2 separate regions of the Homo sapiens genome follow, and region 2 is linked to region 1. A link is a contact called in ENCODE Hi-C data. All regions are on one chromosome and are shown on one strand. The core of a region is the stretch at or near the end of the contact, and the rest is flanking DNA. Distances in the headings are between cores, read along the strand shown. Region 1 overlaps ZNF438 (zinc finger protein 438). Region 2 overlaps ARHGAP12 (Rho GTPase activating protein 12).

The links. A loop is a pair of places that touch in the nucleus more often than their neighbours do. Pooled maps may share reads with other maps.
Region 2: a pooled map shows a loop between it and region 1 (3-fold over the local background). The contact joins two enhancer-like sites. A Hi-C loop is called at or near these places in 1 of 168 maps with a recorded cell type or tissue (heart right ventricle), 1 of 37 single-sample maps with no recorded cell type and 3 of 50 pooled maps.

Annotation. Positions count from the first base shown.
Region 1 is chr10:30,840,098-30,847,637 of GRCh38, forward strand. It overlaps ZNF438 (zinc finger protein 438), which reads right to left. Exons shown (of 7, transcript NM_001143768.2): 7 at 4,535-5,476. The coding sequence ends at 4,864. Among named protein-coding and RNA genes, the nearest start is that of LINC02644, 120 kb to the left of the region's middle. RefSeq lists an enhancer at 6,665-7,165. Within about 2 kb of position 2,951, at least 2 of the 41 ENCODE cell types and tissues checked have a DNase peak (open chromatin) inside an H3K27ac peak, as active enhancers do.
Region 2 is chr10:31,805,809-31,813,348 of GRCh38, forward strand. ARHGAP12 (Rho GTPase activating protein 12) reads right to left here. Exons shown (of 20, transcript NM_018287.7): 15 at 6,899-7,015; 16 at 4,841-4,939; 17 at 3,422-3,499; 18 at 3,186-3,320; 19 at 2,841-2,943; 20 at 1-2,024. The coding sequence ends at 1,850. Among named protein-coding and RNA genes, the nearest start is that of MACORIS, 100 kb to the left of the region's middle. Within about 2 kb of position 3,008, at least 16 of the 41 ENCODE cell types and tissues checked have a DNase peak (open chromatin) inside an H3K27ac peak, as active enhancers do.

The DNA.
Region 1 (7,540 bases), core at 1,701-4,200:
GGAACATACTTAAAATGGCAAGAATTGCCATCCTATTGTTTCTTCTTAAGCTAAGGGGGTGGGGCAATTCTGAAGACAGGAGCAAATGTAATTGAAAAAGAAAATTTAGCTTCACATTAAAATAAGAAGGAATAATCTGTACACCTTTTAGTTGTCACATTTGGTTTCCTTCAATGGGTGGCATTCCTACAGTTGAGCAATGCATTGAAATATATTCACACTTCAGAGCATGGAAAATGTGATGTATTCCTAAGCCAACGTCTGCATACTAAACACAAATTTAAAATGTGCCCCCAAAATTGTGGCTATAGTTTTATTATAGGAATAACCATGACCGTGACCAAATATAAGACACAATAAACAGTTCACCTCTAGAAGTAATATTCCTGAAGAGGTGGATATTGTTTAAATATACATTAGGTTAAACCACAAGCCTAGATAAGCTTCTGATTGTCCAACGTCAGAGAAGTCAGAATAAAGTTGAAGCTAAAAACCTGTTCTGCTAAATTCCAGGTCATACTCACCAGGACACTTTTTCTCAGGAGCCCAGTGAAAAGGGGAGATGCTATAAAATATGTACCTAACAAAGCTTGTCAGCAGCTTGAATGGAGCAAACCAGTCCAGATCTGAGAATTCTAGGAAATAAATGAAGTTGAACATTTACTGCCAACAACCATGTCACTGGGGCCACAGACAACTGGAGCCGCACAGCTGGGGAGGGGAGGAGTCTGTAGCCAGAGAAGGCAGTGGAACGCACCCAGGTTGGATTATTTATGGTGTGCTGATGAAGAGGCAACTTTCCATATGAGGAACAGCTTAACAGAGGAATAGTCAAGTTAAACTAGGAAGAGGTCCAGTGAGAGAGAGAGAGAGCAACAAAAGCGGACGTGAATAAAAATGACAGGTAATAAAACAATACAAATCTAAAAATGCTGTAACTTTCAGAAATAATTTAGGGCCAAAAGAAGAGGAAAAAAATCTAGTTTTGCTGGCGTTGGGACAATTTTCCAAGAAGCAAAAGACATGAAGCAAAATGAATGTGCTGAATTTAAGACCAAGTTTGCCTCCATGCCTTTCTAGCTACAAGTTTGGTTTCTTCTAAGGCTGGTTTATTCATAAAAAGTGTTAACTTTGCTTTTATTTAGCTGATGTATCCTTTTTTTTTTTTTTTCAACAAACATCTGCTGTGCACTATTCCATGTCAGCCACTGGACCCTAGGGCTCTGTGCTGAACCTCTGTTCACAGGCACAGTTCCTGCCCTCATGAGGCTCATTATCTAGTGTGAGAGATGGACAAGTCCACCCTCAGCTTCTGGACAGCAAGGTGGGTGCTATGATGACAGCTATAACAGGGGCAAGGGAAGGGCAGAGGGACAACCGCAGGAATGAGGTGCTGCATGGGCTGAGACCTAAGGAATACAGGCCCCAAAGTGAAACCTGGCATGGAAATAATTTAGTGAATGTTGCTTTCTATTCTGATTGAATAGACACTTACCAAACCTCCATGCAATCCAAACCCTAGTTTTTATTTAAAAATTAAAATGCATTTCATGGCCAGGTGCGGTGCCTCACGCCTGTAATCCCAGCACTTTGGAAGGCCAAGACAGGAAGATCATGAGGTCAGGAGTTCGAGACCAGCCTGCCCAACATGGTGAAACCCCATCTCTACTAAAAAAAAAAAAAAAAAAAAAATAGCCAGGTGTGGTGGCGCATGCCTGTAATCCCAGCTGCTCGGGAGGCTGAGGCAGGAGAATTGCTTGAACCCGGGAAGCGGAGGTTGCAGTGAGCCAAGATCATGCCACTGCACTCCAGCCTGGATGACAGAGCAAGACTCCAACTCGAAAAAAATATATAAAATAAAAATAAAATGCATTTCCTGCAAAAATGCCAACTTCTGTGGTTCCTAGTAGTTTCCATCCTTGAATTCGGCACTTAAGATCTGTCTACTCAAGCTTTTTACAATCTTTTATATGGTACAAAATACCTCTTCTCCCAAGTCTGGCCAAAAGCCTAATAAATACCAGCCACCAGTTATCACATGGCCCACAGGTGCCAGGCATTTCGTGTGTGTCTCTTTTACTCTTCACAACAGTGCCTTGACATAGGATTGTCACCCCCATTTCACAGAGGAGAGAATGGAGCCTAAGAGGGGACACTCTCTCGAGGCCACACACAGTAAGTATTGGAGCACTTTGTTGCACACCACACCACCTCTGGCCTAAGTATACAGGTTGGGACTGTTCCAGTAACATCTCCACACCCAAGAAAGGCTCTGAGCTGTTCCCAAAGTAACTTTAGCTAAATACTCTCTCTCATCTTCCTGCCTCCCCAGTAGGAGGCCCTCTTCCCACCATTCTCAATGAAGCACTACCAGTAAGGGCCAGAAACTCCTTATTTTGGGTGGCACTGGGGCTGTCTGCATTGTAAGGCAGGGGAGTTTTCAAAAGCTGAGAACTGTAACACTGTACCACAAATGAACCCATACACACTGACATCCGGGGAGGGTCCTATGCCCCACTAACCTTCCTTATCTTAAAAAAAGAATTTTCGGCTGGGTGCAGTGGCTCACGCCTGTAATCCCAGCACTTTGGGAGGCCGAGACGGGCAGATCACGAGGTCAGGAGATCGAGACCATCCTGGATAACATGGTGAAACCCCGTCTCTACTAAAAATACACACACACACACACACAAAAAGGAAATTAGCCGGGCATGGTGGCGGGTGCCTGTAGTCCCAGCTACTCGGGAGGCTGAGGCAGGAGAATGGCGTGAACCCGGCAGGTGGAGCTTGCAGTGAGCCGAGATCGTGCCACTGCACTCCAGCCTGAGCAGCACTCCAAAAAAACAAAAAGAATTTTCTTAAAGATGAGTGTCACTTTTTCATGGCTCCCCACCTGCGCCCTCCCTCTCCCTATGGATCAGTGCTCTGTTGAGTCATCTAAATTTAGTTAGTACATTGGAGCTGCTGCTCTGAAATGCTCGGAAATGCAGCTGCTCTGAAATGGGGATCCAGCCAGAGTGCTGAATCATGAGCCAATCATATCTTCTCCATACCTTTGCTCTTTTCCCCATTCCTCACTGTACTCCTTTCTGGAGACTGCCTATGGCCTTGCTGTAAGAATATGTGGGGAAATAAAGGCCACAGGTGGGCTCCTGCACAATCTAGGGGACTTGAGACTTTCCCCGAGTGCTGGGTGGGTGTATTCTGTCCCACACCTTTGTCTCCACACACTCCACTCTGCTTTGGCCAACCGGCCAGTGTTTCTAAAATACGACTTAGCATCTGAGGATTGAGCAGTCTATGAATTATTTCATAGTTTGAATTCAAGTTTCATGGTTTGAATTCAAGTAGTATTCTTTGTAGAAGTCATTTGGTAATGTCTTTGAGACCAATATTTCAAAAAACAAACTGGGAACTGGTTTGAATGGTAAAGCGACTTCATTATTAACCAAGAAGTTCTAAAACTATCAAACAGTGGAGGTCTGATATTCCCTATTTGAAACTGGGTAAAGCGTGATCAACAGACAAACCACAACACAATCTTTCAGATATTTCTATCCCTACTCTCTTATTCCCAAATTTACAAAACTATTTGCAAAAAGACAAAGATTAAGTTTTCTCTTGTACTATTTGAGGCAAATCATGTCTACAAACACTGGCTTTTAAAATCAGACATTAAAAAAAGATGTAAGATCCATCAGCTTATCAATTAGAATTTAGTTCTTTCTCTGTTTAGGTAACTTCCTTGAGCACAAAATATTATGACCATACCTGGGCTGAGTTTCAGCAAACAGGGCTGGCCACACGTATGGTGCTTTCATCCAAGACTGAGATTATCAGTAGGATGAGTGCTGAAACTCCACTTTTCTAAGAAAATGATTTTGCAGCCAGGATGGCCAGAAGCTTCAAATGACAACTTTACTGATTCGAGGTAATTTCCCAGGAATTTAAGAGGCAATCATTTACTTCTGACTTTCAAAGAGAACTGGGCTTGAAAAGTACAGTTCCATCTAAAATTGATCAGCTAGCGACAACCCTCTGAAGTTACTTGGGAGTGAGGGAAAGCAGTTGAGACCCCTACACATCTGGACTGAACTATCTAGTTCATTTTCCAGGTTGTAAATTTTCTGGTCCCAAAGACTACTTGAAAATAACTTTTTACCAAGCAAGTAGACTTTTTATTAGCTGAAGTACTAAATTTTTTAAAAAATTATTTTGATATGGAACACTACAGCTATAAGACTTGCCAACAACTAATCTTCAATGAAATGTGCATTTAAGAAAATAGCAAAATTACAAGAAACAAAAATCTGAGTCCTGAAAACATGGATTTTAAATTATTGTAGATGACAATCTTATTAAAATACTGCTCTATATCATATTCAAATAAACCAGAGAATTTAATAAATATCAGCATTTACCATCTAACTTGATACTATGGTTGAGATTAAAAGGGTTTTGCTGCCTGGACATTTTTGACATTTGTCAATCTATATAAGCAGAAAACATCTGAACAAAAGGAAGGACACATGCATGTTTTCACTGAGAGCTGTATTTGAAGAACAGCCTATATTCTGCTAAATTTCAATCTTCAAATTTTGATCTTTTTATTTATTCTGAAAGTCTAAGATATTAAGAATCAGTACGTATTTTAAAATAAGACTGCATATAGTTAGAAAAATATGCTTCGAGAGCTTATATTTTATTTCGTTAAGAAAATAAAACCATGTACAAAAATCATTTCTGTTCACTCACACCAATCCTGTTGTTTGATCTTTGTGACTAAGCACCACCATAAAGCACGAAGCTCTGAAGGAAGGTGGCGGCAGAGCTCTCTCCTTAACCCCAGGCTGCCTTGGGGTCTCATTTCTCAGCTTCACTGGAAAGTTCGATCACTCCCTGGTTGGAGACCGTATTTAAAATAGCCCACAGTTTGGAAGGGTCCTCACAGTTATGCTGGTGCTTCCAGTGGTGGAGGAGGTCCTCTTTCCGTCCCAGCATCTCTGCACAAAGCAGGCAGTTAAAGCCTGAATGGGACCACAAGAGAAACGTGTGGAGGCCAGGACACTCAGGGCCCTGGCAGGTTTCCCTTGGCTTGTTGGTTCCTGACTGGGGTCCTTCATTTTCCATGAGCATTTCCACGCCATTCTGATGAAGGTGGAGCTGCCTTTTCAGTCTTGGACATGCATGTGATTCCTCGGAGGAGGAATGAACCTTCTCCGGCTTCCCTCTCTCAGGATGCCTTTTCCAGTCGGGGCTAGCGTGCTGCACCAACTCTTCCTGAGTCCCCTTGCTTCCTGGGAAGGTCCCTTCTTGTAGCCTGCCCTCAATTTCCTCTCCATGAACATCAAGTAAATGAAATTTTATTTCCGCAAAAGACTGAGCAGTAATCTGACAACGACCACATTTGATTTGTAATTTGACTTCGTCTGCCTGGTTTAGAAGGAAGTCTTCTTCCAGGTTGGACTTGTTTTCCCTGAAAAGGCCAATAATAATGAAGATAAGATTTCATGGAAAAATGCAATTGGAATCTTTCCTCTCAGCTGTCAGCCTTCAGGGATCTAAAACATAACACTGACGAGAAAGACAAGGGCTGGGGTAAACAGAGAGCACCTGGGAAGACCTTCTGCAAGGACCGTGGTGAATACTAATTGTCACTCCTGCTTGTGGCCACACATTTCTCCAGCTACCAGGGTTCATTTAGTCAACAGTCCTCTTCACGCATCTGTCCCAGGCGAGCTAACTCGTCTTTGGTTACCACAGGGACAGGAGCAATCACGTGGAAGAGTCACGTAAGAGCGCGTGAAGGGCACGGGAACACCCTCGGTTCTGTTGAAGGTAACGGTCCCACCCTACCCACTGTGGCTCTCCCTAACCTTGAGCACCAATACCTTCTATTCAATTTTGGCTCACTCTGTCATGTTCAGTAAAAATAAAGGGTGCCTACCCTATTTCTTCCTTGCTTTTCTAGAGTTTCTCCTTTTTCTTAGACATTTCTGTCCCCTTTAAGACCTCTGTGCCTTTCACTAATGAACCATGAAACCTCACTTCTTCCTTCTTTTCCTAGAGTTAGATTTTGATTTTTAGGTACAATGTCCAAACTACATTTGGCAAGAGCGTCTGTTTTCATTTGGGGAAGAGGAGAAGATTTCATATTCAGAAAGGAGCCAGTGAGCACCCAGCTGAAGGTGCAGCCGGGACTTGTGGGGCTAGTCCTGAGAGTGTCAGGTTCATTTGTGCAGGGTTGGCCAGGGCCACTGCACCACCTGCACCTTGCCTGCTGTTGCTGCTGGGAAAACATGGAGAGGAGGTGGGCAGTCCCTGAAACCTGCCGCCATGAGAGCCACTGCGATGGGGCCAGGCTGAGTCACCTGCTGGCAGGGGAAAACAGCACACTAGGGCATGCAGGAGTGGGTAGAGAGGGGCCCTGAGGCAGAGCTGGGCCAGGGGTGGTGCCACACTTCATGGAGCCAGTGGGAGCTGGGGACAAGCACGAGCCCTGCCCTTTCCAAGTTGACGGTGTGGGAGCTTACCAGGCACAACTGCCTGCAGCTGCCCAAGCTGCAGCTGTGACCCAGGCACCCCTGTGCTCTTGGAAGCTGGGAGCAGGCAGGAGCGCTCCTGCCCTCCCAGGCATCACTGTAGCTACCCTGCTGTGGCTGCAGATCCAGGCATCTCTGCACTCTCAGGGGTCCAGGAAGGCCCCTTTCCCCCCACGGGCTCAAGAAGCACCTGCTCCTGCTGCCTGGCTTCTCCCTGCTGTCAGCACCTGCTCCAATCTCAAAGCAAGGCTGGGGCTGAGCCTGGGCTCTGCTGTAACCTGGTTGGGTGTGCACACGCTTGAGGCAGTGCTGATATGCCCACCTCCTACCCCATTGGCCTGCTCCAGACTTTGGGTGCCAATAAGCATGGAAGGGAGGCTGAGGAAGGGGTGCTCAGGACAGCTCGGTGCCAGCCTGCAGGTGCCCCCTCAGCATGAACAGCCTGGGTGCCATAAACAGAAGCAGGGAGCAAAGAAGCTCCTGGGCAGAAAAGGGGAGGTCCCCGGTGAAGCCCCACCTTCAAGCCAGAGAAGCCCTGAAGCCTGGGGGCCAGGTTGCCAGTCATGTGGACTGGAGTGGGAACTTGTGGTGCTTTTCTGGGTCTGTCCATGACTGCCCATGGACCAACTGCACGCATTTCCTCTCCTCTGAGGCACATAAAAGCCCCGGACTTAGCCAGACTTGAAGAGACAATGGGACGACCAGTGGCAGAGAGGAGCTACCCTCTCTGCTGAGAGCACAAGAGATGACGGGGAAAACCTGCCTGCAGAGAGGAACTGCCCCCTGCAGTTCAACTCTGAGCTGTTCTATCACTCAATAAAGCTCCTCTTCATCTTGCTCACCCTCTACTTCTCTGTGTACCTCATTCTTCCTGAACGCAGGACAAGAACTTGAGACCTGCCAAATGGTGGGGCTAAGAGAGCTGTAACACAAACAGGCTGAAACACGCCTCTTGCTTGCCACACAGCAGGTGAAGAGAAGAGCTGCGGCCCTTTGGG
Region 2 (7,540 bases), core at 1,758-4,257, 970 kb after region 1:
AGATCTAAAGCATATTGTATTATTAAGGACATCTTTAGGCAAATATAAACATTCTGATTTAGGGCTTTTTCTCCCCACCCGAAACAATCTGCTTTAGCTATCAAGTAGTTTGGTTTGTTATCAATTTAACACGCTCACAACAACAAATACAGACTTTCTACCACAAAATTCAGGTGAGAGGTTTTTAGACAGATCATACAAAAAAATACTTGTTCCCAAGGAAGGCAATCTGTAAATTATAAATGCAACCCTAAGAAAAAAAAATCCTGGTCACAAATCACTCGCTTTCAAATATTGATGGAGAAATAAAAAGTGTACGTTGTGGGTGGAGAAATGTTGGCATGGAAGAGAGGAGAAAAGGTATGAAATGAGGAAAGTGTTATTTGCCACAGGAAATATTGGATTCAGTTGATTTTTAAAAATGAGGTATAACAGTATGCCAGTAAATGAAAAAACAAAAAAATTAGAAACCAAAATGCACATTTCCAATGGAAAAATCTCTAAACCTCTTATAGTTTTATTAGACATTTCATGTACAGAAGTTAATCTAGAAAAATACATTTTAAAAATCTTCAACAGACCATGCTCCCTGTAACAAAACCTTCCAAACCCTGTGTTTTATTATACAAAGCAATCTACATTAGTAGGTAAAAAGAAATTCTCAAATTTAGCAATGTCATTTTCCATCCAACATCCATCTAATTTACAGATGGGTTTCCACTATTCATACTGGAATTAGAATTCTGTAATAAATTTTTTCTAATGTTTTCTGTACATATTAAATAACCCAAAAGGTTCCTCTTGTAGTGCATGTGCCATTTAGCAAGTCTATTCAGTATTTTTCCAGTACCATTCTCATTACAGTGATTTGCCTGTAAATGTAGTTAATATCTAAAAGTGCACACAGTTAACTTTCCCAAATAACGGACTATTTCTGGAGGAAACCTAATATTCACAGAAAAGATTACCAATAACAATGATTAGAAATGTAGGGTTAGAATGTACTCTGAGACTATACAACACAATTATATACACAAGCTAAAGGACATTAAGTCTTTAGCCTATATTTACATAAAATAATGTGTGTTTCCACAGGGTCATACCAATAACTCAGTATGGTACTAGATATAATTAGGATTGTTAGCTACAATTCAGTATAGCAAGACAGCCCTAAAATGCCCTGAACTGACTTCCGCTAACTAAAACTCCAGTATATCACAGTGTTTTAAGTAATATTAGTGTGCTGCCCAAACAAGCAACTAAGATATCCAGTAAGGATGCTGTGTAACACAGTAAAAGACAGCAAGCCTTCATCAAGGGGTTATTTTGGGGTTATAATGAATTTTGGCACTTAAGACTGCCACTGCATGCAGAAACCCCGAAAAAGAAATACACAGGTTTCAAAATGGATATACTTCATTTTGTTTAAAATGCCCAAGAGCCTTTGCAACATAACTGAAAGTATTGTTCTATCAAGTCATGAATCTTGAGAAGAAAGTACATTATCCAATTTCAGGGAAAAAAAATACAGTTTTCTTACCAAATTATCCAGTGTATATGACTGGTTAGAATTTTAAGTTTTGATTTTTACTGAAATTCAGAGTATGAAATGCAAACATTCAGGATAAAATGAATTCATAATTACACGCAGTTATATCAACTTGCAACAAAGCAGCAAATATGAGGGCCTAACACACATCTCGACTCTCCCCTTCCCTTCTGATCCCTCAAAAAAAAAGTGCAAAATCAAAGAGTCACTGCTTGGTCCAAAAAATAAAATACATTGTGTATAAACATTTGAAATCTGATGGAATCCAGCTTCTATTCCACAGGTTGTCTTCAGTAAGAATCAACGTCCGAAGATGGAACTCAGTTCCAGAAGAATTAATTCTACAATCTGATTCTGGTACACAGTATGAACTGCTATATTACCAGTCTCTTTTTCTGGTTTTAATAGAGTGGGACCAAAAACAATTGCTATACTCTGATAGGTCATTCGATTTTTCTCTCCATTTTCTATAACTCTGAAGGGAAAAAAAGAAGTTGTTAAAAGAGAAAATAAGAGAGAGGGAAAATTCTTCAAATGGTATTATAAACCTAACAGTTTGCATTTTAAAAAGAGAAGTAATACTTATTTTCCTAAGGTGATGCATAAACTATTTAACCAAGTAGAATTCTGTCTAAATGCCATGTGAAGCTTTCTTTTTGATAAACACAGCTGAAAGATACAATTAAGCATACTCTAACAAACTTAAAATGTGTGATATTTTAGCTTAGTTTTTAAAATAGAACATTTAAGTATGAGTTACAATTCAGGTAACAGTGACTGCTCCATTAAGTTGATGGGAAAAAAATCTCATTAGGGTGTGGAGATTAAACTTTCCATTTTACTCATTTTATGTAATTTCTTTAAAAAAAAAAAACTCTCTCTAGCTGGGATTTTTTGTTTTAGTATTCTAGTGTACTTTCTATCAGATGAAAGAACTTGGTTATTAAAGTGGCTATGTAGTAACCTAGAACCATGACGGTAACTTAATACACCTCAATTAATATCCAATCTCATCTTCATATTAACCTTAGCAACAATTTCTGAACACCTACTATGTGCTAAGCATTACATAAATACTTCACATATAATACCTACTTTACTGTATTCTTCATAGCAAATCATTTACCCATGACAGACTGATACTAAAAGGAGTTGAGTAACTTTTTCAAGTTACAAAGACAGCAAGTAGCATAGCTGGGATCCAAATCTGAGTCTGAGTGACCCTGGCCCCACAGGCCTTCCCGCTTCCCCTTGTGCTATACCACATCCCATGACTGGGCAGTCCTCCTACCTTCTGAGATGTCGGAAAAGAATCTGCATTGTGTCTTGGTTTGGCTTTGGCAACTGTCTGATTAGGTCCTTAACAGCAGCGACTCGCTGTCTTGGTTCTTGCTCTGAAAAAAGATAATAACCAGATATTTTACAGCAAATTCTTATGAAACTGAAAGCAATGTCACAGTTTGGAAGCTGATATTTGGTAATACACAGTGACATCTGGTGGTCACATTTAAAATGTTTGGAGTAAAACAATCTGTTGAAAATACTTGCTTAAAGTAAGATAAAAAAAATTGGGTGGCTTAATCTGTGCAAAGAATTTTCAATATCTAGAAAAAACTGAGTAGAATTACATACTTACTAATTGCATTAACAAAATCATTAAAATGATTAAATGTAAAAAGAGGTTCTGGTAATTCTCGAAAAAACATTTTGAGGGCTCCAGTAATGACATGAATATCTTCCCATTTACTGTCATTCAAGTCCAATTTCTCATCTGAAAAACAGCAGGAATTGGACATTTTAAAAAATTACTTTAAGCCAGTTCAAAAAGTTATGAGTGATGCATCTGAATAACAACAGTAAATATAATCTTACCATGATTGACTGCAAACCTTAGTTTCTGGATCACTGCGAGGTTGCCACTTACTCTGTATATCCCATCAATATCCAAACCTAAGAGACAATAATAATTTGTGTGTGTGTGTGTTTAAAGTACTTCTTTGCCTCTTCTGAACACGTTTGCATGTGTCAGAATTCCCACTCATTTGCATTAGCCTAAAATCAAATGGGCAAATATTCTTTTTCTCTAAATGGCTTCTGGTAGATGCTTGGCAGGGGAGAGAGATGGAGATTCGCTCTGAATTCTGTTTAATAAACAGCAGTAATTCTACTCTGCTCATCATATAGACTGTGAATCAGCTCAAGGAAATGGTTTCATTAATCTTAAAACACTAACAATTTCAAATTTCTGAAAACATCTGGGGATAATTCAAAATTAAAGGAAGTCAGCAGGTAAAATCAGCCCATGCATATTTTGCATACCATTTTATAATGTAAATGCACATATTGTAAAAACTTTATTGAAGGCATCTGTCATATTAAGTGTTTGTAATAAGTAAACTTAATATAACCACTAAATTAATGGTTCTATAAAAACAATACATAATTTGCTATAATTTATTATTTTCTTTTATATGTGAAACAGAATCATCTGAAATTCATACAATTAAGCCCCGAAATTTCAGGTATTCATTAAATGATAATAATGTACAAATTTACTAAAGCACATTATTGAATGTACTATTCATTTAGCTTCAAATTAAGACAATAGTGTAGTATCCCTATTGCCATGTTGACAAGAAGAGTCAGTGGGACAAGAGATCTGTAACTGGCAGAAATTACAAATTGAATTATGTGTTTTAATTGTACAAAATCTCTTTCATGATATACAGAGATAAGTTAATGTGATTACAATATACTAATGTATATAAAACTAGTATAAATATTATAGCTATGTTTAAATTAATCACAATAGAAATTAGTTTGTCCTATTTTACAGAAAATGACATAAAAATTTTTATCTCGTGAGACATTTGTGGTTGACTTAACCATTTAAAATGTCATCTGATTTTTAGGACAGAAGAAACTTAGTAAGTAAACACAATCTCCTCGGATCTTATACATTGTCAAATTATTTCTTAAAAACAAGCTCAATTTCACAATCACTACCTTCTTCATTTTAAGCAAATGCTTAAATGAAATGGCATCAAAGAATAGCATATACTTAATTAACTGTGAGTACCAAACATTCAGCAGATGCCTGGAGAGATCTTAATTTGAAACAGGTGTAAACATGTAAGTATTTGTAAACAAAATTATTTTCTTAACATCTTAGGACTATAAGGAACTTCTGTTTGCATCACTCAAAATCATAAAAATTCTAGGAATTTTGATGGCAAAACAAGAAGCTGGTTTGCTTAATGTTAAAAAAAAAAATCAAAATCCTTCTCTTACCATGTTCTTCAACATGTTCAATACATAACTTCACAAACTTTGGTACTGTGCCATTCTCTCTCTGACACAGATTAGCGAGATTGGATCCAAATACCTGATCTGAAAAAGATTTATTTTTAAAAAGTCAATCACCTTGCTGAAATTCAGTTCATGAAATGGCTAACCATTCAGAGTGCAACAGAAACATCCAGCGTAACCAAATATTGTTTAACATGGCCCTATGCCTTATGCAATATGCATCTTGCCTACTTCTTTTCACTTCAAACAATTCGTTTCCAAACTCATACAAACCCTTACTCACTCTTGCCTGAAAATTCTTTGTACTTTCTACTGCTTTTGCAGAAAGCAATTTTCTACCCAATTTGGCTCCTTCTTATCACTCCTGGTCTCAGCTAAAATGTCACCTACTTTAATAACCCCTCTGACCATCCTTACCTAAGAGAACCCAGTTCTAGACACATTCTATTTTATTACTGTGTTAGATTCACAGCATTTGTTACTATTTCACATTATCTTGTCTACTTCCTACTTGAGTATAAGTTTCATGAGGGAGAGGACCAAGGACCATGTAGTTCCTGAACACCAACAGGTATTCATAGCACCTAGGCTTGTGCCTGGCACTTAGTAAATACTTGATTATTTTAAAAACTATTAAAATAAGCATATGTCCGTCCATCACGTACCAACATTTGATTTCACAAAATACATTTCAAATACTCTTCTATTGATCTTTCAACCCAACAGTTTTGAAATTCCATATTAGTGGTAAATGTTCAGGAAAACAAACAATTTGAAGTGATGAATAAGGACATAAAGTGACAACAGTTTATATTTCTCAGGGAAAAGGCCTGGTGAACAAATTAGCAACAGTTTCTATTCACTTATTTGCCAGGCTTTTTTTTTTTTTTTTTAAGTTTTTAAAGACTCTGAACTCATCATACAAATTCAAATGCTTTATTGGAGAGTACCTAATTTGAATTAATCAGCTAGTCTCTTCCTAGAAGTCTTAAATACCTTTTTTATTTTATTTTATTTTTTTTAAGACAGTCTTTCTCTGTCACCCAGGCTGGAGGACAGTGGTGCAATCATAGCTGCACTGCAGCCTCTAATTCCTGTGTTCAATCGATCCTCCCACTCAGCCTCCTAAGTAGCTAGGACTACAGGTGTGTGCCACCACACCCAACTAATTCTTTGTAGAGAGAGGGTCTCTCTATGTTACCCAATCTGGTCTTGAGTTTCTGGACTCAAGCAATCCTCCTGCCTCCCAAAGTGGGGGGTTTACAGATGTGAGCCACTGCACCTGGCCTTAAATACCTTCTTAATAAAACTGGCTTGCGTGTTTTAATGCAGATGCTTCACAAATAGATGGTCTTTGTTAGAAATTTCATAATAATCAGAGACAGAGATATACATTATAGACTATATTATCTTTACTTTTATTTTTATTTACAAATAAATGCCATTGTTTTAAGTCAGGTATTAGAAAATTTTACCTTTGGAATTAAACACGCTCGTAAGAACTACATACACAAGTAATGTGATTTTTTTAAAGAATATTTTCCTATAAAAAAAAGATTGTTAGTCCATTATAGTGCTTATAAATGAAATAACAGGCAAATAAATTAGTTAGAAAAAAACACCTTATGCTAATTTTTCAGTTACCTTAAATGACAGCCAAGGGTAAAAATTATTTGTTCATTTTTCTTTCTATTGTTAGTGATATTCAAAATTTCTTATTTATTGTGATCTTTGCATCTCAAAACTAAACTTTTCATTGTCACAATTTCTAAAAGTCTGCCACCCATCACATCCATGTAGTTCCTCTGAAACAGGCTTTCTAAAAGTTTAGTGTGTTATTTATGTCTGTCCACTACTTTAGTTAAAATAAACTTTCAAAAAAACTATTTTAATTACTTAATGTCTTTTAATCACTGTACTTGAATACATGAATAAAGAATAATATTCTTACTGTTTGAAAATGTTTGTTTTTAATTTGAAACATTTTATTTATGACGTAGGCCAACATTCATTATTATCAACAATACTTCTCCTACCAACCTTTAATATAACCTTTTTCACGAACAGCTTGCAAAGTGGGGCGTCGTGTAAGAAACTTCTTTAAGTTTTTCTTGGTTTTTTTCTGTTCTGAAGAATCTATGCTAGATACTTTAAAGGCTTAAGACAAAAAGACAGGTAATGAGCATTTGTAAAAATAAAGTTTTTTTGATACAAGTTTTTCCAGCTAGCATGCAAAACACATTAACCTCATATGTCAAGATCATAGTACAATTCAGTTATTTTAACTTTAATGTGGTTTAAGGACAAGATGTGAAGAATTACATTAACACAGACCCCATTTCAAAGTTATAAACCAAACAAAACATTTCATTTTTATCACTAAAAACAGATGACAACTGTACCTTCTATGGTATATCTGCCAAGACATCCCTAATTTACTCTAACATATTCTTTATTTCATAAATGATTAACTACTTATCTTTATTGATTCTCCATCAGTTTTAGAAGGTAAAATGACCACCAAAAAGTAAAAATACATAAAATACACAACAAAACAATCCCTATCTTCATTGAATAAGAAAACTGGATATACACACAAATATATAGAGATATAAATATAGACATATAACCATCATAACTATTATACTTGTATTTTAAGCTAACTTTCATCATAATTATTTG